Linked DNA regions of Homo sapiens: region 1 is linked to region 2. A link is a loop called in an ENCODE intact Hi-C map of the cell type or tissue named here. Cell type or tissue: chondrocyte. All regions are shown on one strand. Links, peaks and the distances in the headings refer to the core of each region. The heading gives the core; the rest is flanking DNA. Region 1 holds the start of LOC105372314 (a long non-coding RNA gene). Region 2 overlaps YJEFN3 (YjeF N-terminal domain containing 3).

Region 1 (16,826 bases), core at 4,753-12,752, 750 kb before region 2:
AATCCAGGAAAATATTTGTGATTGGTAAAATTCTCCATCCTTTGTGTACTCTAGGAACAGCTTATGGAAAGAAACACCCTTCCCATTATGAATTAGATGGTGCTGTTTTTACTTATCTATCACACAGCTAAAGGGGTGGCCAGCCCCTCCACACCTGTGGGTGTTTCTCGTTAGGTGGGACAAGAGACTGAGAAAAGAAAGAGACACAGAGACAAAGTATAGAGAAAGAAAAGTGGGCCCAGGGGACTGGCACTCAACATATGGAGGACCTGCGCCAGCACTGGTCTCTGACTTCCCTCAGTATTTATTGATCATTATCTCTATCATCTTGGAGAGGGGATGTGGCAGGACAATAGGGTAATGGTGGGGAGAGGGTCAGCAGGAAAACATGTGAACAAAGGTCTCTGTGTCATAAATAATTTTAAGGAAAGATGCTGTGCCTTGATGTGCACGTATATAAACATCTTGGTGCATTGAAGAGGAGTATTGCCGCTAGCACGTCTCACCTCCAGCCCTAAGGCGGTTTTCTCCTATCTCAGTAAATACAATATACCATTGGGTTTTACACCAAGACATTCCATTGCCCAGGGACAGATGCCTTCCTCTTATCTCAACTGCAAAGAGGCCTTCCTCTTTTACTAATCCTCCTCGGCACAGACCCTTTATGGGTGTCGGGCTGGGGGATGGTCAAGTCTTTCCCTTCCCACAAGGCCATATTTCAGACTATCACATGGGGAGAACCCTTGGACAATACCTGGCTTTCCTAGGCAGGGATCCCTGCGGGCTTCCGCAGTGTATTGTGTCCCTGGGTACTTCAGATTAGAGAATGGTGATGACTTTCAACAAGCATGCTGCCTTCAAGCACTTGTTTAACAAAGTAATCCTGCACAGCCCTAAATCCATTAAACCTTGAATCAACACAGCACTTGTCTCTGCAAGGACAGGGTTGAGGCTAGGGTTACAGATTAACAGCATCTCAAGGCAGAAGAATTTCTCTTAGTACAGAACAAAATGGAGTCTCTTATGTCTACTTCTTTCTACATAGACATAGTAACAGTCTCATCTCTCTTTCTTTTCCCCACACTTCCCCCTTTTATTTTTGACAAAACCACCATCGTTATCATGGCCCGTTCTTGATGGTCCCTGTCTCTTTGGAGCTGCTGGGTACACCTGCAGACTAACAACAGACAGAACAGGCACACAAGGATTAATATGAAATTTATAATAGTAGTACTTCTGATGGTCTTAACCCAAGTGACAGGGTTAAGATTTGAGAGGCAGTCAGCAACTCCCATGATTGCCTCAGTTCCCGGTACCAAATTTAAATGGGCTTTTGATGCTTCAAAAATTTGTTCTTTTAATTTGGAAATGTCTAAAGTGAGATTATCTTCTTTTCCTTGTAGATGGCGTCTAACCATGTCCCAGTGATGCTCAGACTCATTATAAACTCGGGGTGTAATACAAAAATCTGAAGTATTCCATTCACACTGTAACTGGAAATGATGTTCTAAGCTCATAAGCCTATCTCCCATCCAAATGACAGTTTGTCTAAAATCATTAATTTGATTTGCTAATTTTTGATCAATACCAGATTGTGAATTCCACAATCTTGTAGAATTCTTTTGCCACCCCATAATCACTGCAATTAAAGTAAAAATGAATCTTTTGGATCTATTTAAAATGTCTTTTAATACCTCAGTCAAAATACAGACGGATGGCGAGGCCACCCGCAGTCGGTCCATGGACACAGGGATCCACACACCTTCTCTTGCTCTCACTAGCAGAATACGGTGCTGCCAATTAAAAGTTGAATCAATGCTAGTAAACAATCTGCAATTTTCACAGGTTATAGTTTGGGGGTCTGGTTTAATAACTATATTTCCTACAACTAGCATATAAGGGGGCTTTACACAACTTTGTAAAGGAGCTGTTAGACTGGAATTTAGGTCGATAGTATAAAATGGCTTACGATCTCTTGTTTCTACAGTTTGATTTCCAGACCAAATTCTAATGTGGTATGAGGCTACAGTAAGCCTCTGTAATTCTGGATGTTCAGGACCAGAAACAGGACTTATTATTTTTGGTCTTGGAGTATGAAAGGCAATGGAAAGGCACCGTGGATCAATAAGGCCAAGAGGCAAGACAAAGAGGGCAAAAATCTTCTTTATTGAGCTCTCCGGTGAGGTTCACTGGTCCGCCAGGGGAAGTCACGCTGTGCGAAAGGTGCAGCGCGCTTTTATGGATGCTGGGTGAGGAGTGGTCGGGGTAGGGGCGGGATCGGTTGAGTTTCACACTTCTGAGTGTGACACGCCCTAGTGGGCATGTGCGTTAGTCGGGGTGGTGGGAACAGGAAAGGTGAACCCGGAAATGCTGAGTTAGGGTATCCGAGGTGGCGATTGCCATCTTGGAGTCTTCGCTGAAGTCCAATCAAAGTAGAGATTCCTTTTTCTCCCCATTCCCAAGTGTAGAAAGACTGTAATTTTTTATGCTTATGTTCGTCTAAACTTCCTGTTAAGTCACTATCAACAGCTGGACTCACTTGTGCACTGGGACATGATTGAGTTTGTCCTGTGCAATTGTGTTAGAATTGACCTTGAGTTGCCCAATCTATAATAGTTCTGAATTCATCATTTTGTAATATCACTGCACTCTTGGCCACACATTCTTCCCAAACTAAAACTTCTATGTCTTTTGATCCTTTGGGAATTTCCTTGGGGCAATGTTTCCCTTTAGGCCTAAATTTTAATGACCTTTGATAAGAAAAGTCCTGTAAATAATTTACCCATGGCCTGAGTGACATTCCCCTTACCATGTGATAAGTGAATCTACTGATGGTACTGACAGTAGGTACTTGTACCAACCAATTTTGGATTGCAGGCATTAAACATCCTAGTGCTCTCCCTAGGCAAATAGGAGGATAACGATATCCAGTGGAGATATTTATCATCATTCCTTCTTCCTTGGGTTTGGCAGGGCAACGATCATCTGTAGGGCCATGTACCCATACACCATTATTAACATATACTTCAATAGGATTATCCATCCAGGTGACTGCCTGAATTAAGGGCGGGAAAAGCACACAGGCCCAGTAGGTATAATTAGCCACAGCTGCTCCTGCAGGAATGGGGAGACTTACCACCATTGATACAATCATCAAAGCTGCAAGCAGCATACCCTTTGGAGTTTGTGTCACCTTTGTGTTCTCCAGGCTTTTTTTTAGCTAACGGTGTCACCTTCTTTAATTGTGCCCAAGTCGGCGGCTCTGTCTTCTTGGTGGATGGCAACTTCATCTGTTCTTCTGACATGACCTTTTTCTTCATCTTATGAGTCAATGGTGTTCAATTGCGGTGTTTCCGTCTCCGTGGAGGTGCTTTCCTTTGCATCTCCGATGGGTTCATTGTAGAATCAAATGTCTAGTGGGTATCCAAACAGGAAGCTGATTTTCTCCTGGTGAAACACAAGCAAAACCTCTCCCCCACGTTACCACCTTCCCTATTTCCCATGTCTTATTTTTGTTGTCTTTCCATCAAATCAGTTTTCCTTCATGTGGGCTATTCTTTTTACCAGTAAGATGTTGTTCTGCAGAAGTAGTAGTCTGATTTCTATAAATGTTTAAAAAATTTGAAGTATAGAATGCTAGATTAAGTTGCATCTGAGGAGTGGTACACTCCTTACTGTCTCCCCCTTCTTTTTGTTTAACCAATTGAGTTTTGAGTGTTCTATTTCTTCTTTCAACTATGGCCTATCCTTGGGAATTATAGGGAATTCCTGTTGTATGTATAATTTTCCACTGATTTAAGAATTTTTGGAAAGCTTAAAAACAGTATTCTGGCCCACTGTCAGTTTTAATTTTTTTTTTTTTTTTTTTTTTTGGAATTCCCATTACAGCAAAACAAGATAATAATTTTTTTTTTTTTTTTTTTGAGACGGAGTTTCACTCTTGTTGCCCAGGCTGGAGTGCAATGGCACGATCTCGGCTCACCGCAACCTCTGCCTCCCAGGTTCAAGCAATTCTCCTGCCTCAGCCTCCCAAGTAGCTGGGATTACAGGCATGTACCACCACACCTGGCTAATTTTGTATTTTTAGTACAGACAGAGTTTCTCCATGTTGAGGCTGGTCTCGAACTCCTGACCTCAGGTGATTCACCCGCCTTGGCCTTCGAAAGTACTGGGATTACAGGCATGAGCCACCGCGCCTGGCAATAAATGTTTTTTAACATGGGAAGTACTGTTTCCTGTCTGGCAGGTTGCCCTTATGAAATGTGAATAAGTATCAACCGTTACATGAACACATGATAATCTTCCAAATGAAGGTACATGTGTGACATCCATTTGCCATAACGCATTAGGACAGAGACCTCTGGGATTAACTCCTGCCTCTTGAGTGGGCAGGTGTAGGACTTGACACTGGGTGCAATGTCATACAGTATTTTTTGCCTGTTTCCATGTGACATCAAATTTGTTTTTTAATCCTGCTGTATTTACATGAGTCAAAGCACAAAGTGCTTGTGCTTTTATGAATGCAGATGATACTAGGAAGTCAGCTTGTTCATTTGCTTTAGTTAAAGGCCCTGGTAAATTAGTGTGTGCTCAAATATGAGTAATATAAATGGGAAATTTCTTTTTCTTACAGTTTGTTGTAATAAATTGAACAGCTGGTTTAACTGATCATCCAGGCTATATTTAATTAGAGCTATCTCAACACCCCTTGTAGCCTGTACTACATATGCAGAATCTGATACAATATTAATAGGTTGATTAAAATCTTGTAACACTATAATGACTACAACCAACTCAGCTCTTTGAGCCGATTGATACTGAGTTTTGATTACTCACTCTTTTGGCCCTGTGTAAGCTGCCTTTCCATTGCTGGAACCATCAGCAAACACTGTCAGAGCATTTTCTAAAGGTTTATGTCTGGTAATTTTAGGTAAAATCCAAGTAGTCAGTTTTAAAAACTGGAAGATTTTTGTTTTTGTGTAATGATGATCAATAATTCCAACAAAATCAGCAAGACCAATCTGCCATGCACCAGAATTGATAAAGGCTTGTCTAACTTGTTCCTTGTTTAAAGGGACAACCATTTTGTCTGGGTATTTCCACACAATTTTATTATTTGTAATCTTGCCTGACCAATTAATGTAGCTATTTGATCCAAGTACAATGTAAAAGTCTTAATTGTACTGTGGGGAAGGAATGACCCCTCCACAAGATCAGTATTTTGAACAATGATGCCTGTTGGAGAATGTGCAGTAGCAAAAATCAAAAGCTGGAGTGGGGCTAAGGGATCTATTCTATTTATTTGTGCAACTGAACTTTTTCTTTCACTAATTTAATTTCTTTTGTTGCCTCTGGGGTTAATATTCTTTTACTGTTTAAGTCTGGGTCTCCTCTTAAGATAGAAAACAAATTTGACATGCCATAAGTAGGAATGCCTAGAGTTGGCCAAATCCAATTAATATCTCCTAGCAATTTTTGAAAGTCATTTAATGTTTTTAATGTGTCTTTTCTTATTTCTATTTCTTGTGGCTTAATTTTTCTATTTTCTATCTGCATCCCTAAATAATGAAAAGGAGTAGAGGTTTGAATCTTATCAGATGTTATTGTCAGTCCTGTGTTGGCAACCTCTGCTTGCAGAAATGTATAACAATAAATTAATCTGTCTCTCGTTTCTACAGCACATAAAATATCATCAACATAATGAATGATATAACAGTCTGAAAACTTGTCTCTAACTGGTTGAAGAGTTTGACCTATGAAATTCTGACAAATAGTTGGACTATTAAGCATTCCCTGAGGTAACACTTTCCACTGCAACCTGGTGGCTAGTTCTTTACTATTTATGGCTGGTATAGTAAAGGCAAATTTTTCACAATCCTGCTCTGCCAGAGGAATGGTAAAAAAGCGATCTTTCAGATCAATTATAATTAAAGGCCAGTCTTTTGGGATCATGGCCGGAGAGGGCAATGCAGGTTGGAGAGGCCCCATGGGTTGAATTATGGCATTTATGGCTCTTAAGTCAGTTAACATATGCCATCTGCCAGATTTTTTCTGAATTACAAACACAGGAGAATTCCAAGGAGAGAATGAAGGCTCAGTATGTCCCTTTTCTAATTGTTCCTTTGCTAATAAATGCAAAGCCTCCAGTTTTTGTTTTGGTAGTGGCCACTGATTTACTCATACCAGTTTTTCTGTTTTCCAAGTTAATGGAATGGGTTTAGGAGGTTCTACAGTGGCCACCCCTAAGAAGGATACCCTATTCCTTTTCTTTCTTGATTTCTCTCAGTCTCAATTGGGACTTTCATGCCATTTTCATTTTTTCCTAGTCCCTCTCCTGGTACATATCCCATCTTAGTCATGATTTTTTGATTCATGGGGCTGTATAATGGAGTGGGCATAGTGATTTCTGCATCCCAGTGTTGTAATAAATCTCAACCCCACAGATTAACAGGAACCGAAGTAATCATTGGCTGAACAGTACGTTCTTGATTATCTGACCCTAAACAATGTAAAATCATAGTACTTTGATACACTTCTGAGGCTGTGCCTACGCCGATGAGTCCTGTAACAGTCTTTTGTTTAGGCCAATTTTTTGGCCACTGATTTAAAGCAATGATAGAGACATCTGCTCCAGTGTCTACTAACCCTTCAAACTATTTTCTTTGAATAATGGCCTTACACACCGGTCCGCTCTCTGAGACCTGACTTGCCCAATATGCAGCCTTTCCTGTTGGATCAGTGCTTCCCAACCCTCTTGTTCTTTTTATCTCACTATTTCCAACCTTAATATAAGGCAGGAGTAATAATTGAGCAATTCTGTCTCCTGGACTGGCACTCCAAGGAATTGAAGGGCTAATAACCAATTGAATTTCGCCTTGGTAGTCTGAATCAACCACACCAGTATGAATTTGAACTCCCTTTAGATTTAGACTTGATCTTCCTAAGATTAGTCCTACAGTCCCCTCAGGCAGTGGGCCATATACCCCTGTGGGGATTTTTTTGTGGGGGCTCCCCTGGAAGCAGAGAGACTGCTTGTATGGTACATAAATCTACTGCTGCACTGCCACTTGTGGTGGGGAACAATTGTTGTATTGTGGTAACTGGCTCATTCCCTGAGGCACTTGTGACAGTGGGCATTGTTGACCCTGAAAACCCTGAGGAACAAAGGGCTGAACTGGGAACGCCCCGTTTTTTGCGGGGCCTGAGGCTGGCCCCTCTTCTCATTTCCCGACAATGGTTGCCCATTTTTATCAACTTTAGAATGACATTGATTAGCCCAATGTTTTCCTTTTTTACATCTTGGACATAGGCCAGGTGGCTCTTTATCTGTTGTTGTAGTAGCTTGAGTTGTTATATTTTGTTTATTTGAGACTGGGCAATTCTTTCTTACATGACCAATTTGACCACAATTATAATATTTCCCCCAAATATTGTCCTCCTAAAGCAACTCCCATTACTGCTTGAGCCATAAGCATAGCTTTATGCATAGCTCCTCCAATTCCATCACAGGATTTTACATACTCTGAGATTACATCTGATCCTGCTGGGACTTTTCCTTTTAATGGCTTAATGGCTGATTGACACTCAGGATTGGTGTTTTCATATGCCATCAACTCCACTATGACCTTATGGGCATTTTCACCGGTAATTGACTTTTGAGCAGCATCTTGGAGCCTTGCCACAAAATCAGGGTAGGGCTCTTTAGAGCCTTGTCTTATAGTACTGAATGAGGGGCAAGTGGTTCCTGGGTCTTGGATTTTTTTCCCAGGCCCTAAGGCAGATAGCTCTAACTTGCTCAATGGCCTCATTTTGCATTATTGCTTGTTGATTAGTAGTGCTCCAATTTTGACCTGTTCCTAATAGTTGATCTGCATTTATGTTAACTGGAGGATTGGCAGCCCTATTTTTTTGGACCTGTTCTTGTACCCCATCAATCCACAAAGTCTTAAATTGTAAAAGATAGAGGGTGAGAGTGATGATTTGGCCAAAATCTCCCAATCAAAAGGAATGAGTCTATGTCCATGAGCAATGGAATTTAATAATGTCCTCAAATAAGGGGAGTTGAGTCCATACTTTTTACTCCCTCTTTCACATCTTTTAGCATTTTTATAGAAAAGGACTCATATCTGGCCTCAGCTAGGGGAGGCTCTCCCTCTTGGGCCCCTTCTTCAGGTGGTATCGGCTCTAATATTACTGGGAACTGCCACGCCTCGATATCTCCTTGTTTTCTTGCTTTAATAATTTTATGTAATGCACCACCCTGTCTACTAGGTGGTGATGTAGGATTAAGTCTCATAGTGGGAGGCTGCGGATATAGTGCCCTGCCCTGTGGTGCTGGAAACATTCCTGGCTGTCCATGCTGATTTTCTAGGGGCGGCCAATACTGAAGTTCGGCTGGCGGCCAGTATTGATAGGCTACTGGCAGTTGGGTCTTATTTTCTACCAGCTGATATTGTGGATACTGTATTTGGATTGGCATTGCTGTGACAGATACTCTATCTTTCTCTATTTGTTATTCTCTTCAGGTTTGTACTTGTCTAACCTGCATTTGAGGTTGTAATGTTACAGGCATCTGAACTGCTGGAAGAGGAGTTGGCCATCATGGTTTAGACTCTGATGGCCCCACTAATTCTGGACCTTTTTCTTCTAATTCTAATGTTTCAGGATATATTACCTCCTGTAATTGACTGTAGTCAACATTTTGCATTGACTGAGTCATTACAGACTCTGCTACATATTTACAATGTGAACTTTCCGTTCCTTTCTAGGATTCTATCCCTGCCTCTTCTTCACAATCTATTACACAGCTTTCAGGGGCATCAGAAACTGAAACTATCTTCTCCTGTTTGAAACAGTTCTAAAGCTGCTTTAATAAGGGCCCAATCATTCCATACTGTAAGTGGGATGATTTTACCCTCCCTACTTGCTTGTTTAATTCTTTGCCAATTTTTTCCCAATCTTTTAGATCTAAAGTTCCCTGTTCTGGAAACCATGGGCAGAATTGTTCTATTGTTTGAAGTAGCGTGATTAGATTTTCTGTAGAGACTCTAACTCCCCCTCTTCTTAAAAGAATTTTAATAAAGCTAAGAGGCATATTTACTTTCAGTTTATCCCATTGTTACCCTAGGTTCTTCTGAGCGCACAAGCTTACCGCAAGGCTGACCATAGATGTACTCGGGAATCTCTCATCAACTTGTCCTCAATGACCACGCTCTGGCATACCTTCAACCTAAAGAAAAGCACCCACATTGGGCACCAGATGAAGGGGTGTCCTGCCCCTCCAAACCTGTGGGTGTTTCTCATCAAGTGGGATGAGAGACTGAGAAAAGAAATAAGACACAGAGACAAAGTATAGAGAAAGAACAGTGGGCCCAGGGGACCGGCACTCAACATACAGAGGACCCGCGCTGGCACTGGTCTCTGAGTTCCCTCAGTATTTATTGATCACTATCTCTACCATCTCAGAGAGGGGGATGTGGCAGGACTATAGGGTAATGGTGGGAAGAGGGTCAGCAGGAAAACACGTGAGAAAAGATCTCTGTGTCATAAATAAGTTAAGGAAAGACACTGTGCGTTGATGTGCACGTAGGCCAGATTTATGTTTGACTTTACACAAACATCTCAGTGCATTAAGGAGCAGTACTGCCGCCAGCACATCTCACCTCCAGCCATAAGGCAGTTTTCTCCTATCTCAGTAAATAGAATGTGTGATCAGGTTTTACACCAAGACATTCCATTCCCAGGGACAAGCAGGAGACAGATGCCTTCCTCTTGTCTCAACTGCAAAGAGGCCTTCCTCTTTTACTAATCCTCCTCAGCACAGACCCTTTATGGGGGTCAGGCTGGGGGATGGTCAGGTCTTTCCCTTCCCATGAGGCAATAACTCAGGCTATTATATGAGGAGAAACCTTGGACAATACCTGACTTTCCTAGGCAGAGATCCCTGCCAACTTCCATAGTGTATTGTGTCCCTGGGTACTCGAGATTAGAGAATGGTGATGACTTTTAACAAGCATACTGCCTTTAAGCACTTTTTTAACAAAGCTCATCCTGCATAGCCCTAAATCCATTAAACCTTGAGTCAACACAGCACATGTCTCAGGAAGCATAGGGTTGGGGCTAGGGTTACAGATTAACAGCATCTCAAGGCAGAAGAATTTCTCTTAGTACAGAACAAAATGGAGTCTCATGTCTACTTCTTTCTACATAGACACAGTAGCAGTCTGATCTCTCTTTTCCCCACACCCCTCCCCCGGGATCTTGGCAGGCTTAAGCAGATTCTAGGAGAGAGGCTGTTGAGAATTGCTCACCTCCAGGGTTCAGATCTCAGGCTCCAGTGGCAAGGGTTCACAAGTGGAATCTTCTGAACTGTGGGTTGCACAGTTCCATGGAAAAAGCAGTTTCCCAGGCTGGGTAGCCCGCTCAGTCACAGCCTCCCTTGGCAGGAAAATGGCTGTGGCAGGACCCAGGCCTCCCCATAGTCAGCTCCACAATCTGCTTTCCGAGTTCTCCTTGCCCAGCTCAGCCTCAGTACCCTTCAGCCATAAGATGGCCGCTATGCTGACAGCTGGGCTCCCGGCCGTCCTTTCTCTTCCCTGCTCAGTGACTGTGCCCTGGCCTGGAGCCCTCTCCAGGTGACTCTGCACCCGCAGTGTGGCATCTCTCCCAGATTGTGTGGGGACTAGGGGAGGCTGAGGGGGGCAGATCACTTGAGGTCAGGAGTTGAAGACCAGCTTGGACAAAATGGGGAAACCCCATCTCTCCTAAAAATACAAAAATTAGCTGGGTGTGATGGCGAATGTCTGTAGTCCTAGGTACTCGGGAGGCAGAGAAAAGAGAATGGCTTGAACCTGGGAGGCCGAGGTTGTTGTCAGCTGAGATCATGCCACTGCACTCCAGCCTGGGCGACAGAGCAAGAGTCTGTCTTAAAAAAAAAATTTTGGGAGTCACTGTAAAAATATCAAATAATTTTTTTTTTTTGAGACGGAGTCTCGCTCTGTCACCCAGGCTGGAGTGCAGTGGCGCAATCTCGGCTCACTGCAAGCTCCATCTCCTGGGTTCACACCATTCTCCTGCCTCAGCCTCCTGAATAGCTGGGACTACAGGCTCCTGCCACCGTGCCTGGCTAATTTTTTGTATTTTTAGTAGAGAGGCAGTTTCACCGTGTTAGCCAGGATGGTCTCGATCTCCTGACCTTGTGATCTGCCCGCCTCAGCCTCCCAAAGGGCTGGGATTACAGGCTTGAGCCACCGTGCCCAGCCTCAAAAAGAGAGATTCAAGAATTGTAGACCAGCTAGCTATAGTTTGTAGTTTGTTCTCCGTGGGAGGGTCTTGAAGAAAAGACATTTATAAGGTGCATGAAGAAGAAAACCAAATTCAATAATTGGTTAGATGCAGTTACGTAGTTTCTTAATTGGTACAATCAAGGTGGAAATTCCCTGGTTATTTAATCAGAGTTTAAGTGGTAGTTTATAGTTGTTTAAGCTTGAATTTTGTTCCCCTAATGTAGTAATTTACCAAAAAATGCACTTGAGTTTAGATTTTTTTTTTTTTAGAAGTAGGAATCTGGGTACTAGAGCATCCTCAGTCTAATTGCCTGCCACTTAATTATTTTCACATCCCACAGGGGACTGATTTTTCCTGGCATTTTTCACATGTGCCCCAAGCAGCGCCTCAAGTGTACCCCATGTTCCTCAATTAATCATTTTATACAAAGCATGGCATAACAGTATTGAAGAGATTTTTTTCTGTTTGTAAATATTTTCCCTGAGAAGAAAGCAAAGAATAATCCCCTGACACTGTATTGTAAAAATATCTGTCCCTCTTTTGCTTTTTTTTTTCCAGAGAACTTACCAGAATGTTTTTAGGTTAAGATTACCCTTTGGAAACTTCATAGGGTGATGTGTCCTCAGCTATCCTTCAGTTTTTTTTTTCTGGGCCTGGGTTTTAGTACTTTCTGGGGATAAACCAAGATACCCACTATGGCTATGGCTATGTGTCTAGTGACTATTGTCTCTTGGGTCATTTTCTCCCATAGAACCACCTGAAGTATGGAGTGTAGCCTCTCAAGGGAGCAGGTGGCAGCCTTGGAGGTGAAAGGCATCTCCTGGTGCATGTTTGTTTTTATTTTTCTTTTTCTTTTTTTAAAGCTAACCCCTTGAGACATGAAGATTTTCTTCACCCAACCTAGCTTCCATTTTTTGGATACACATTGCTGGTCAGCCAATCAAATGCTGGTATTGAGGGCAAAACAAATAATTTCTGCCCCCTGGATTTTCTTGAGTGGGGGCAGAAAAACAGTGAAATAAAAACAGTGAAAATTTTGTAATAAAAATAAAAAATTCCAAAAGACAAAAAAACTGACCCCAGTGAGATGGCATAAAAACAAAGTAAAATGCACCTGGGGCACTCACTGGGGCATAGAGCAGTGTCTCCTGGGAGGGTGGTTATTGAGCATGTAAGTGAACAGGATGGGTTGGATGATTGGGTCTGTACATTGAAAAGATTTCTTTACTTATTTTGACCTCAGGTTTTTTCGTTTTTTCGGGTTTTTTTTTTTTTTTTTTTTTTTTTTGACGGTTTCACTCTGTTACACAGGCTGCAATGCAGTGGCTTGATCTCGGCTCACTGCAACCTCCCCCTCCTGGGTTCAAGTGATTCTCATTCCTTGGCCTCCCAAGTAGCTAGGTGCACAACACTTTGCCTGGCTAGTTTTTGTGTTTTTAGTAGAGAGGGACCAGGCTGCTCCAAAACTTCTGGTGTGAAGTGATCTCCCTGCCTTGGCCCCCAAAGTGTTGTGATTACAGGCATGAGCCACTGCACTGAGCTGTATCAGTATTTTTTACTGTGATTTGCATTTTATTAGTAGGGGCTGAAAAATAAGAAAATATTTACAAAAGACATAATAGAGATGAGTTTCAAAAATTAGTATTTAATCATATATTCTATTAGTTAATAATTCTTATTTACCTTTTTCTTTCCCAGAGTAACCTTAGGAATATTTTCAGGTGTTTTTCTGTTTGATTGTTTGTTTTTGTTTGAGATGGAGTCTAGCTCTGTCAACCAGGCTGAAGTGCAGTGGTGTTGGTAGAAGAGCTGAGGCAGGACTGGCTTGTCTGTCATAATATAAAAGAGTCTTGGAAGATGTCCTGGGTCCAGGGTCTAAAATCCCTCATGGCCTTTGGAACATCAAACTCTGTGCCAAATGGTGGAAGGCTGCCCTGACAAAACACAAATCTGAGCCCAGGGCATAAAACCCCTCACGGCTTGGATGGAATCCAAGGCTCAGGGCATAAAACCCCTCGTGGCCTCTAGAATGTGCACAGACTTGTTGGTTGCTCTCCCAGGCTCATAAATATGTTCTCCATTATCTCAAGCAGCAGAGCATACTCTTTATGTGTCAAAGAAAATGCTAAACCGTCACAGCTACACTTGATGCACTGTTACCTTTCTACCCTCACGTCCTTATGTCCTCACCTGTTTACCCCCACATCCACACATCCTCACCACCTGCTTCTTTGTTTGATCACCAATAAATAGTGTGGGCTTCCAAAGCTTGGGGCCCTCACAGTTTCCATACTAGCTTTGGCCCTCTGGACCCACCTTATGTACTCTTAACCTGTCTTTTCTCATTCCTTTGACTCCACTGGACTTCATAGCCACAATGGTCTGGTATTGGGTCTGATCACCCCAACAAGTGGCATGATCTCAGCTTTGCCACCCGGGTTCAAGGGAATCTCCTGCCTCAGCCTTTTGAGTAGCTGAAATTACAGGTACCATGCCACCATGCCCGGCTAATTTTTTAATTTTTAGTAGAGACAGGTTTCACCATGTTGGTCATGCTGGTCTCGAACTCCTGACCTCGTGATCTGCCTGCCTCAGCCTCCCAAAGTGCTGAGATTACAGGCATGAGCCCCCATGCCTGGCCAGGTGTTTTCTATGGCTGAGTGATTTCAAACAGAATTCCAAGCCTTAGCTTTAAGAATGCTAGCTATCAGCCAAGCGCAGTGGCTCATGCCGGTAATCCTAGCACTTTGGGAGGACGAGGCGGATGCATCACAAGGTCAAGATTTCAACACCAGCCTGTCCAAGACAGTGAAACCCTGTCTCTACTAAAAATACAAAAATTATCCAGGCGCGATGGCAGGCACCTGTAATCTCAGCTACTTGGGAGGCTGAGGCAGAGAATTGCTTGAACCTGGGAGGTGGAGGTTGCCGTGAGCCAAGATCACACCACTGCACTCCAGCCTGGGCAACAGAGATAGACTCCATAAAAAAAAAAAAAAAAGAAAGAAAGAAAATCTCTCTTCTGTTTTGACTGTAGACAATAAACATATTTCCACAGGAAAATGTGGTAGATAATTGATGAGTTACATAGACTTGTCAAAACATCAGTTCCTCTTTTTGCAGGGTAAATTTGTGACAGTGAATATCTCAGTTCTATATCATGTTGTCTTGATTTCTGAATTAAATGCTAAATTATATGTGATGAAACATGGTATCTTCTACAAGTTTTCTCATATGACTAATTTTTTACTACATTATTTTTAATAGAAATAATAAAATAATACATATATTGTCTGAAAGAAGTAGATATATTTGCTTTTCTTATGGAGGAATAAAATGTAAGCATCTTAGCCAGGTACACTGGCTCATAACTGTAATCCCAACACTTTGGGAAGCCTAGGCGGTTTGATCACTTAAGGTCAGGAGTTTGAGACCAGCCTGCCCAACATGGCGAAACCCCGTCTCTACTAAAATTACAAAAATTAGCCGAGTGTGGTGGCGCATGACTGTAGTCCCAGCTACTTGGAAGACTGAGGCAGGAGAATGGCTTGAACACGGGAGGTGGAGGCTGCAGTGAGCTGAGATTGTGCCATTGCACTCCAGCCTGGGTGACAGAGAGAGACTCCATCTCAAAAAAAAAAACCATTAAAAAAAAGTGAGCACTTTAAATTTCCTTCCCTTATGTAAACACTTTGAGTAGTTTCACCGGATTTTTCAGTTAGTTTCAACACCAAGTGAATACCTCTGACATGGAAATTAAAGTTTTAACCAAGAGACTCCAAGCTAAGGCTAATATTAAGCCAGAAAGAGGAAGTTATTAAAGGTCCAGTTCGTTTTTCTTTTTTTTTAATTTCTTCTTCTTTGTTTTTTTTTTTTTGACAAAGTCTCACACTGTCACCTCGGTTGGAGTACACTGGCGTGATCTCGGCTCACTGCAACCTCTGCCTCCTGGGTTCAAGTGACTCTCTTGCCTCAGCCTCGTGAGTAGCTGGGATTACAGGTGCCTGCCACGACACCTGGCTAATTTTTTGTATTTTTAGTAGATACAGGGTTTCATTATGTTGGCCAGGCTGCTCTCAAACGCCTGACCGTGTGATCCACCTGCCTCAGCCTCCCAAAGTGCTGCAATTACAGGCGTGAGCCACCGCATCTGACCATACCACATTTTCCTTATCCAGTCTATCATAGATAGCCATTCAGGACCCGTCCATGCCTTTGCTATTGTGAATAGTGCTGCAATAAACATGCATGTGGATATGTCTTTATAATAATTTATATTTCTTTGGGTATATACCCAATTATGAGGTTCCTGAGTCAAATGATAATTCTGTTTTTAATTCTGTGAGGAATCACCACACTGCTTTTTACAGCTGTTGAACTAATTTACACTCCCACCAGCAGAGTATAAGCATTCCCTTTTCTCTGCAACCTTGCCAGCATCTGTTATTTTTTGACATTTAAAAAATAGCCATTCTGATGGGTATGATGCAGTATCTCATTGTGGTTTTTCTTTTAATTTCTCTAATAATTAGCAATGAGCATTTTTTTCACATGCTTGTTAACTGCACATTTGTCTTCTTTTGAAAAGAATATGTTCATTTTTTTTCTACTTTTTAATGAGGTTGTTTGTTTTTTTTCTTGTAAACTTGTTTGAGCTCTTAATAAATTCTGGATATTAATCCTTTGTCAGAGGCAAAGTTTGCAAATATTTTCTTTTATTCTGTAGGTTGTCTCTTTACTCTGTTGATAGTTTCCTTTGCTGTGAAGAAGCTCTTTAGTTTAAATAGGTCCCATTTGTCAATTTTTGCTTTTGTGGCAATAGCTTTTGGAAGCTTCATCATGAAGTCTTTGCCAGTTTCTATGTCTAGAACAGTATTTTTTAGGTTATATTGCAGGGTTTCTTATAATTTTAAGTTTTACATTTAAGTCTTTAATTTATCTTGAGCTGATTTTTGTATATGGTGTAATGAAGGGGTCCAGTTTCTGTCTTCTACATAGTGCTAGGTAGTTATTCCAGCATCATTTATTAAAGAGAGAATTCTTCCCACTTTTCTCTTGTCAGGTTTGACAAAAATCTGATGGTTGTAGGAGGGTGGCATTATTTCTGGTCTCTCTATTCTGTTGCAAAGGTCTTTTGCATGCATGGATTTTTTTATAACATCATTCTCTCTTGTGTTTTTCTCCCATAAGCATCACCTTAAGTGCATATAGTGTGCAAAATTCAGGTGTCCAAGAGTTCAAAAACTCTTTAAAAAGTATCAAAAAGCTATTTTACTATTCTCTCTTTTCTTAAGGCATTTTGATTATATGTAGATATTTTTCTCTGCTTTTTTGAAATATATGTAAATTATATTAACAGTTAAATAAACCTTTAGTCATTTTTTCAGACTCCAGATTATCTTTATCTAGTACTTCAGGTTTTTTGCTTTCTTTTTGCTTCTGAAAAGTTTATCTTTTTCATTTTTAGTCCTTTAAAGTAGACACAGATGGTTTAGATAAATGCTCATTTTAAGAGCACACAGATGCTTAGCACAAAGATA
Region 2 (8,000 bases), core at 1-8,000:
TGCTCCTATCCTACTATTCAATCGCCCTCCTCCATCTGACCCAGCCTCTGTCTTCAGTCACCCAGGCTGGAGTGCAATGGTGCAATCTCGGCTCACTGCAACCTCTGCCACACGGGTTCAAGCAATTCTCCTGTCTCAGCCTCCCGAGTAGCTGGGACTACAGGCACACGCCACCATGCCTGGCTAATTTTTGTATATTTAGTAGAGATGGAGTTTCACCATATTGGCCAGGCTGGTCTCGAACTCCTGACCTTGTGATCTGCCCACCTCGGCCTCCCAAAGTGCTAGGATTATGGGTGTGAGCCATTGCGCCCAGCCTGTTTGTTTTTAAGATACAGTCTCTCTCTATTGCCCAGGCTGGAGTGCAGTGGCACGATCTCAGCTCACAGCAACCTCTGCCTCCCGGGTTCAAGCGATTCTCCTGCCTCAGCCTCCCAAGTAACTAGGACTACAGGCGTGCACCACTACACCCAGCAAATGTTTGTATTTTGTAGAGACTGGGTTTCGCCATGTTGGCCAGGCTGGTCTGGAACTCCTGACATCAGGTGACCCGCCCACCTCGACCTCCCAAAGTGCTGGGATTACAGGTGTGACCCCTGCACCCAGCCTCCGTCACCTCTTGAATGAGCCTCCACTTTCAGCCTAGGAGCCTTGCCTTCTCTCCTATCTCTGACTTGATTCTGGGGCCACTCACCAGAAGACACTGGATCCTCCCTCAGACTTTAATCCTTCTCTGACCCTAGCCACCACCCTCAGACTAGAGGTTCCTAACCATCCCCTCTGACCTGACAGAGCCACCCTCTCTGTCCTAGGCTGAGCCTGCAGCCTCCCTACTCAGATCAGACAGCACGCCGCCTCCCTTGGTGCCCCTGCTCTGTGGCACCTGCTGGGATGTCCCTGGGATCCCGAGAGCCAGGGGACATCCCCCGGAGTCCAGCCACCCCCACGGAGGGTCCGGCTGGCCAGCGGCTGTTTGTTCCGTCTGCCTGTCGCCTAATGGTTCCAACAGGCATGGGGCGGCAGCCAGGGCGGGCGCGGCCTTTGCCGAGTGAGCTCACGTCTGCCCAGGCAACTGGGCCAGGGGTGGGCAGAGGGCATGTGGGCTGGGCACTGGGGTGGAGGAAAGAGGAGACCTGGGGTCACCTGGGGTGGCAGCCTCGATCTTCCCCATCAGAGGGATGGGTGTGACCCTTAGCCTCAGCCAAGTGTGGGTCCATCCAAGCTGGGGAGATTGAGGTTCAGACAGGCAGGGGCGACCAGGAGCTGGGGCACAGGGGCCTCCACCCAAGCCCCCCAGGCCCCAATGTGCCCCCCTCTGCCTGGCATGCCTGAGGGGATGTCCAGGCTCACGAGGGGGATGGACAGCAGCTTGAGCGTGGCCAGCGCGCGGGTGCAGGGGCCCCCGACCTCGCCCGGCTCCACGCCGGGGCCCAGTACGGCATCCACCACCAGCCCATAGGCTTCGTTAATGAGCTGCACCTGGGGAAGGCAGGCAGGGTCAGGGTGGCCCAGGGCCACTGCACACCATGTCCCCCTTGCTTGCCACCCAGCGCTGACCTCAGTGGGCAGGTAGCTCAGGAAGGGGATGTCCATCTTCTCGCACTGGGTGGTCAGGTCCCGATGCAGCAGGTCCAGCGAGCGTGTGGGGTAGAAGATGGTGGGTTCATACTCCTGGGGGTGGGAGAAGAGGGGGTCAGACTCCCCTGACCTGGTCACCAGCACCAGACCCTGCCTGGGACAAGCACTGGGCATATTCTATAACCTGGCCCTGCGTCAATGTCCCCCTGGGAAGCTATCAAAAGAAGGCAGTGATTTCTGCAGGGGCAGGGACTTTGGGAGGTCGAAGGGGTCCTTGCTACTTACAAACACCCGCAGGTGCCGGGCACAGACCAGCCCCACTGCCCCGTTCTGCTCCGGGCCACACACGACCAGCACCGTCCTCTGCTTCCGGGAGAGAGCGGGCAACGGGAACGCCTGGTGGTAGGGGACACAGCAAAGGCACAGGCACAGTCCAGATTCCTCCTTGCCTGGAGAGGAAACTGAGGCCCGGAGTAGGGGAAGGGATGGGGCTTGGGCCTGGAGGCAACAGGATAGGACAGGAGGTGAGCTGTTCTGGATGAGGGGTTGGGCCTCTTGGGGCCTCAGTTTCCCCGCTGGAGATGCAGAGGCCCGGTCTCAGGCTCTGCCAGGTCGGTGCAGGAAAAACGTGCATCCAGCCACTGCCCGTCGCCCGGAGTGCGGTTTGTTTATTCTCCGCCTGAGTTGCAGACATTCTTCCACCTTTCTCACCGCGGGCCCACCCCCGCCCATGTTTCCAGACCTCAGCCCCTCCTGGAGGCTGTGGAGTAGGGGAGCCCAACCTTAGCCACGATGCCCTGGGGCCTCTCTGTCTCTCTCTGGCTGTCTCTGTGTCTCTCTGTATCTCTCAGACTCTCCGTGTCTCTGTCTCTCTGTGTGTCTCTGTCTCTCTGTATGTCTCTGGCTCTCTTCATGTCTCTCTCCCCACCTGTCTCTGGCTGTTTCTGTATCTCTCAGACTCTCTGTGTCTCTGTCTGTCTGTCTCTGTCTCTCTCCGTCTCTGGCCGTCTCTGTGTCTGTCTGTATCTCTCAGACTCTCTGTGTCTCTGGCTCTCTTTGTGTCTCTGTCTCTCTCCATCTGTCTCTGGCTGTCTCTGTGTCTGTCTGTATCTCTCAGACTCTAGTGTCTCTGTCTTTCTGTATGTCTCTGGCTCTCTTTCTCCATTTGTCTCTCTCTCCATTTGTCTCTGGCTGTCTCTGTATCTCTCTGTTATCTGTCTCTCTCCATCTGTCTCTGGCCATCTCTGTATCTCTCAGACTCTGTCTCTCCAGGCATTTTGGCCCCAGCCCTGCCCTGATTCTGCGTGGCCCCAGCCCCTTCTCTCCCAGACTCAGTTTGGCCTTTATCAAATGCGATGACAGTGCCACCGCCTGACAGGCACTCTGGGTGTCTCTTGAGCCCCAGCTGTACTTTAAGCTCCAACCACACAGACAGCAGATTACTCCCCTTTCAAGTATCCTCCCCAAAGGCTTAGCGCAGTCCTGACCTGCCATGAACATGCCTGCGATCCCAGCCACACCGGGCCCAGAGCCCAAGACCCAAGACTGGGACTGAGGGGCTTCTGGACAGACAAGGGGCTTTCAGTGCAAAAACCAGACAGTTGGCCACTGAGCGCCAGGCGAGTAGTGACTACTGGGTTTCTTTCTGGGGTTTTGATTTTCCTTCTCCTTTGGGCGCCTCACCCGGGATCTATTTCATTTGGAAATACAAACATTTAAGTCCACATGAAGAAAAACATTGAGTTTTTAAAAAGTATACCGTGGTAATAAGAAGAAAAAGAGGAGGAGGGGTGAGGAGGGAGAGAATGGGGAGGAGGAGGATGGGGAGGAGGTAGGGTAAGTGGGAAGGAGGAAGGAGAACAGGAGGAGGGGGAGGAGGAGGGAGAGGAAGGAGAAAGGAGAGAAGAAAGGGGCGGAAGGGGAGGAGGAGGGAGAGAGAAAGGAGGAGGAGGGTAAGAGGAGGGGGCAGGAGGAGGAGGAAGGAGGAGAAAGGCGAGGGGGATGAGGAGGGCAGGGGAGGAAGAGGAGGCAGTCACGCTAGAGCCTCGACTGTATGGGACAGTTTTCTGAGGCGTTCACGTTTAGGGACTGACTCGTCAGTACCATTTATTATGCTGTTGCAGAGGAAACTGATGCCCAGCACTGCTGGCTGCACGGTGAAGCACTCCATAGTATGATTATTGCTATCACCCTTGTGTCATCCTCCTGGCCCCTCGAGGTGTGGGGGTTTACTCCAGAGCCAGACACACCTGGGTTGCAGCTCTGCTTCCATCCCCCTCTGACCCAGGGCAGGCCCCTCGCCACCTCTGAGCTTCAGTTTCCCCACCTGCAGAACAGGGTTGTTTAGGGGTGTTCAGATCGCAGGAGCAGATGTCCCTGGTGCCCAAGACCCAGGAGGTGGCAGAAGCAGGCGGGTCACATGTGCAGGAGGGGTTGCACTTCCAGGGTCGTGGCACTGTCCCTGCAATAACCTCCACCCTGGCCTTCTCTGATACCAGGGGTCTCAGGTCCCCATCTGGCCTGCACCAGCCATGAGCCTCTCTGGGCCTCAGTTTACCCATCAGGCTGGGGTAGGCCCAAGCAAAAAGGGAGTTCTTGAGGGGTGAACCACCCTGGTCACAGCAGTCATGCAGCTCAGGAGAGTTGGCCGTCTGGTTGGGGTCAGGGTTGGGGGTCAGGGGTCAGGTACCTTGGTCACAGCCACGGCACTAGCATGACCGCACAGCTCCACGAGCTGCTGCCGCCCAAAGCGATAATCCTCCAGCAGCTCCCGCTCCAGGGCGGCTGCCTCCGCGGTGCTGGGGACAGAGTGGGATGGGACACTCAGAGACACACAGAGACAGAGCCTCAGATGGAGCCAGAAATGTTCCGCCAAGCTTCTGAACCCGGTCCCAATGCCACCCTCCCACCCCGTACCCCCGAGTAGCGTCTGCAGCCTTGAGCTGGGGATGCCCTCAGTTTCACCGTGCGACGCGCGGGTTGAATCGAGGCCTGGCGGGCCGCGGTGTGGGAGCCAAAGCCCGAGGCGCGGGCGCCCTCTGGTGGCAGAAGATGCGCTGGCCGCGCGTTGGTTCTACTGCTCCAAAGCGTGGGACACGGAACCGGACCTAGACGTCCCCAGCTCCCAAGGCGGAGGGAACCAAGAAAGGGGAATGGAGCATGAAGGACTTCGATGGGGGCGATGGGCTGATTTCAGGCAGTGGGAGCCACGGAACAAGCTTCAGGACGCTGAAAGGGGTGGACAGGACTGGGGGCATCTGGGGTCCATGGGTTTTTAAGGCTGCAGTGTTTGATGGCACACTCAGCGGGGAGGCCTTGGGGCCTGGGGCTATGAGACCCTTTGGTGACCGATTTTCAGGGGCAGTGACATAATTAGATTATTTGTGGCCAGGCCGGGCGCGGTGCCTCACATCCGTAATCCCAGCACTTCAGGAGGATGAGGCGGGTGGATCACTTGAGGTCAGGAGTTCCAGACCAGCCTGCCCAACATGGTGAAACCCTGTTTCTACTAAAAATACAAAAAATTAGCCAGGCATGGTGGTGGGTGCCTGCAGTACGAGCTACTCAGGAGGCTAAGGCTTGAACCTGGAGAATCGCTTGAACCCGGGTGGCAGAGGTTGCAGTGAGCCGAGATCGTGCCACTGCACTCCAGCCCGGGTGACAGAGTGAGGCTCCGTCTCCAAAAAAAAAAAAAAAAAAAAAAAAAAAAAAGGTTATTTGTTGCCAGAAAATGTGGCTACTTAGCTGGAGGTGAAGCTCTGCCATCCACTTCACTGAATGACTGGGGTCCGTCTCCACCTCTCGGAGCAAAACTGAATATTCGGGTGACCTACACAATTGGTCAGACTAGGCTGGGCGTGGTGGTGGACACCTGTAATCCCGGTGACCCAGGAGGCTGAGGCAGGAGGATCACTTCAATCTGGGAGGTGGAGGCTGCAGTGAGCTATGATCACGCCACTGCACTCTAGCCTGGGCGACAGAACAAGACCTTGTCTCTAAGATAATAATAAAAAACACAAACATAAATAAAAAGAGCCAGGCCTAGAAAAGTTGGAAAAACAACTAATGATTCAGAGAAGCCGAGTGGCTTGCCCAGGATCATGCAGGAAGCAAGTTGGGAAACTGGGTCTTTCCCCCTTGGTGTCTCCAGAGCCACAGGACATGAACAAAGACATAGAGCCAGACCTACAGATGGTGGATGTTTTGAGGGGATGAATCCTGAGACTCTTTCCTTCAACTCTCTGAGTGGGAGATGTCTGCCCTCTGGCCAATTTTGCAGCATGATAAGGCCAGGTAGGCAGAGTGCAGGAGAAGGAGGACTGCTATGGGATGGGAGTCAGCGAGGGCTTCCTGGAGGAGGAGGCCTGGCACATCGTGGCAGGTAATGCAGGGGCAAGAATAGCAAAAGCCAAGGCCCTGGGGTGGGGAGGAGCCTGGTATGTTCAAGGGGCAGAAGGGAGGCTGAAGCAGAGTGATCAAGCGGACAGGGCAGGCAGAGCCTCAAATCCCAGACTGAGGAACATGGTGAAGAGGACACTTCGGGGGTCCACACATAAAGACGGAGACAGAGACTCAGGGCAGGAAAGTCACATGCCCTGGGACACCCCAGTAAACAGAGCCAAATTCAAACCTCAGCCTGTCTGCAGCTGACATAGGATGAAGTTGAAGGACGGGGTGAGGAAAAGGAGCTCATGGTGAAGTCAGACAGAGTCCCCCCGGGGCAGGCCAGCGCAGCTCCCAGGAAAGCACATAGGAGGTGCGTTTGCATTCGGGGTGAGGAATCTGGCAGGCTGGGAACATGGCTCATTCCTCCACCTCCATCTTGTGACAGCTCTGACTGCTGCCCCCGCAGGAGGGTGCAGGGAGGAAGTGGAGGGCGGGAGGGCGATGCATTCCTCTTCTTCTGTCCCAAAGCTTTGGCCTCTAGCAGCCACTTGGAACATTCTCTTCCTGTCTAACTGGTCATTAGAATAATGGGGGCTCTGTGGGCAGAGGGTCGTCCAGGTTAGGAACCTGGGGGTGGGGCACAGCAGCAGCTGTGGGGTGGGGGTGGGAGGCTGCGTGGGAATTGGAGCCTGGTGAAGGAGGGTGGCAGGCAGGGCAGGTCCCTTCTGCTGTTGTGGGATTCTGGGGGTGTTCAGTGGTGCCTTTTGCTATCCCGAATCTCGGCCCCTAGATGAGAGAAGCTTCAAGGCCCCAAGGATTTCCCTGTCAGACCCAGGAGGCCTGAAGTGGCCTGGGTCCAAAGGGAACTGGGCCTGACACTCGCCAAATGCTTCCAGGAGGGGGCTTTCTGGGAGGTGAAACCTCAGGCCAGGGTGGCCATGCCACACTCACCCTGCTCTCAGTCCTACCTGCTTCTCTCCACCTCACACCTCTGCCCACCAGACCACCACGGGGGATCACCTGGCCGCACACAGCAGCCTCCTGCCCCCAAAACTCAACATGAGCCTGGGGGGGCTTTGAAAACTCGAACACCAGATTGCATCACCGGGTCCCAAACCTGCTGATGGCTCCCGAGGGCTCTGGGAACATTCAAACTCCAAACTCCTCACCATGCCTAAGAGGCCCTTCTGTGTCTCCAGCCTCGTCAGCCAGTTCCCCACTACGTTCTAGCTCCTACCCACCCCTGAGAGCCCCCTCACTCCCCTCACTTAGCATTTGAGGCCCCCCTCACCTCACCCCTTCACCCCAAGGTGAAGTCACAGCTCCTAAAACACTCTTCCCTAGACTGAGTCTGGACATCGGCTGAGGGGACACGTGCCCTGCTAGGTGGGCAGTGGGCAGGAGCTGTTGGACGCATCTGGTTCACAGTGAGGTCAACAGCCTTGCCTGGGGTCCCATGTCACAAAGGCTGAGGAGGATGAGGTGAGAGTCACAGCCACGGCGCCAGTTCTAGATCCCAAACTCACCAACCTCTGGCAAACAGGCCCTGCGTTCCAAATCTGCTCTAGCCATGACTGCCTTCCCCAGGCCTGTTTCCTCCTCTGGACAAGGGAGGTGGTAGCATTTGAGCTAAGCTCCGCTCTTCCCATGTCGGCAAGTGGGGGCTGCAGCTCCAAGGCCCTGGGAGAGATGGAGAGTGGGGGTGGGCCACGGTTGGGGTTCGGTGGGGGAGCGACCAGCGCTGCTGATGAATCATTCATGAGGGGCGGGCTGCCCCGGAGGCAGTTTCCCCAGCAACGCAGCTTAGTGTCTCCAGCAAGATGCCAGGAGGGTCTCGGATTCCCGGGATTCCCAGGCCCGTCTTGGCCATATCCCTGCCTCCGGTTCCCCACCGTGGTCATGCCTCTGCCGTTGAACCTCCATCCCGGCTGTGCCCGTCTCCAGTCCCCGGACCCCATTCTGTCCCAGCTATGACCCTGCCTCCGGTCCTACGGGCTGCTCCTGGCCCCATGGGAACCATGCCCGTCTCCAGCTTC

What was found. A loop is a pair of places that touch in the nucleus more often than their neighbours do. Peaks named below come from ENCODE experiments on the same cell type or tissue, not always from the same donor. Only the 100,000 strongest peaks of a DNase experiment are listed, where the experiment ranks them.
Region 1: it touches region 2 in a loop (25-fold over the local background); 7 of 110 quality-filtered maps call a loop at or near these places.

Annotation. Positions count from the first base shown.
Region 1 is chr19:20,270,009-20,286,834 of GRCh38, reverse strand. LOC105372314 (a long non-coding RNA gene) reads right to left here and starts at 10,658. Exons shown (of 3, transcript XR_936407.3): 1 at 10,311-10,658; 2 at 9,152-9,229; 3 at 2,080-3,413. It overlaps LOC105372310 (a long non-coding RNA gene), which reads left to right and starts at 15,007. Exons shown (of 7, transcript XR_007067164.1): 1 at 15,007-15,109. RefSeq lists an enhancer at 454-1,029. In chondrocyte, for the core only: CTCF peaks have their summits at 8,079 and 8,278; no DNase peak of the experiment used is centred there.
Region 2 is chr19:19,529,008-19,537,007 of GRCh38, reverse strand. It overlaps YJEFN3 (YjeF N-terminal domain containing 3), which reads right to left. Exons shown (of 7, transcript NM_198537.4): 2 at 7,495-7,644; 3 at 4,268-4,376; 4 at 1,864-1,974; 5 at 1,558-1,671; 6 at 1,329-1,479. Among named protein-coding and RNA genes, the nearest start is that of YJEFN3, 4.1 kb to the right of the region's middle. RefSeq lists a silencer at 4,540-4,649 and an enhancer at 6,431-7,362. In chondrocyte, for the core only: CTCF peaks have their summits at 4,624 (motif pointing left), 4,855 and 6,435 (motif pointing left); DNase peaks (open chromatin) are centred at 1,058, 1,956 and 4,617.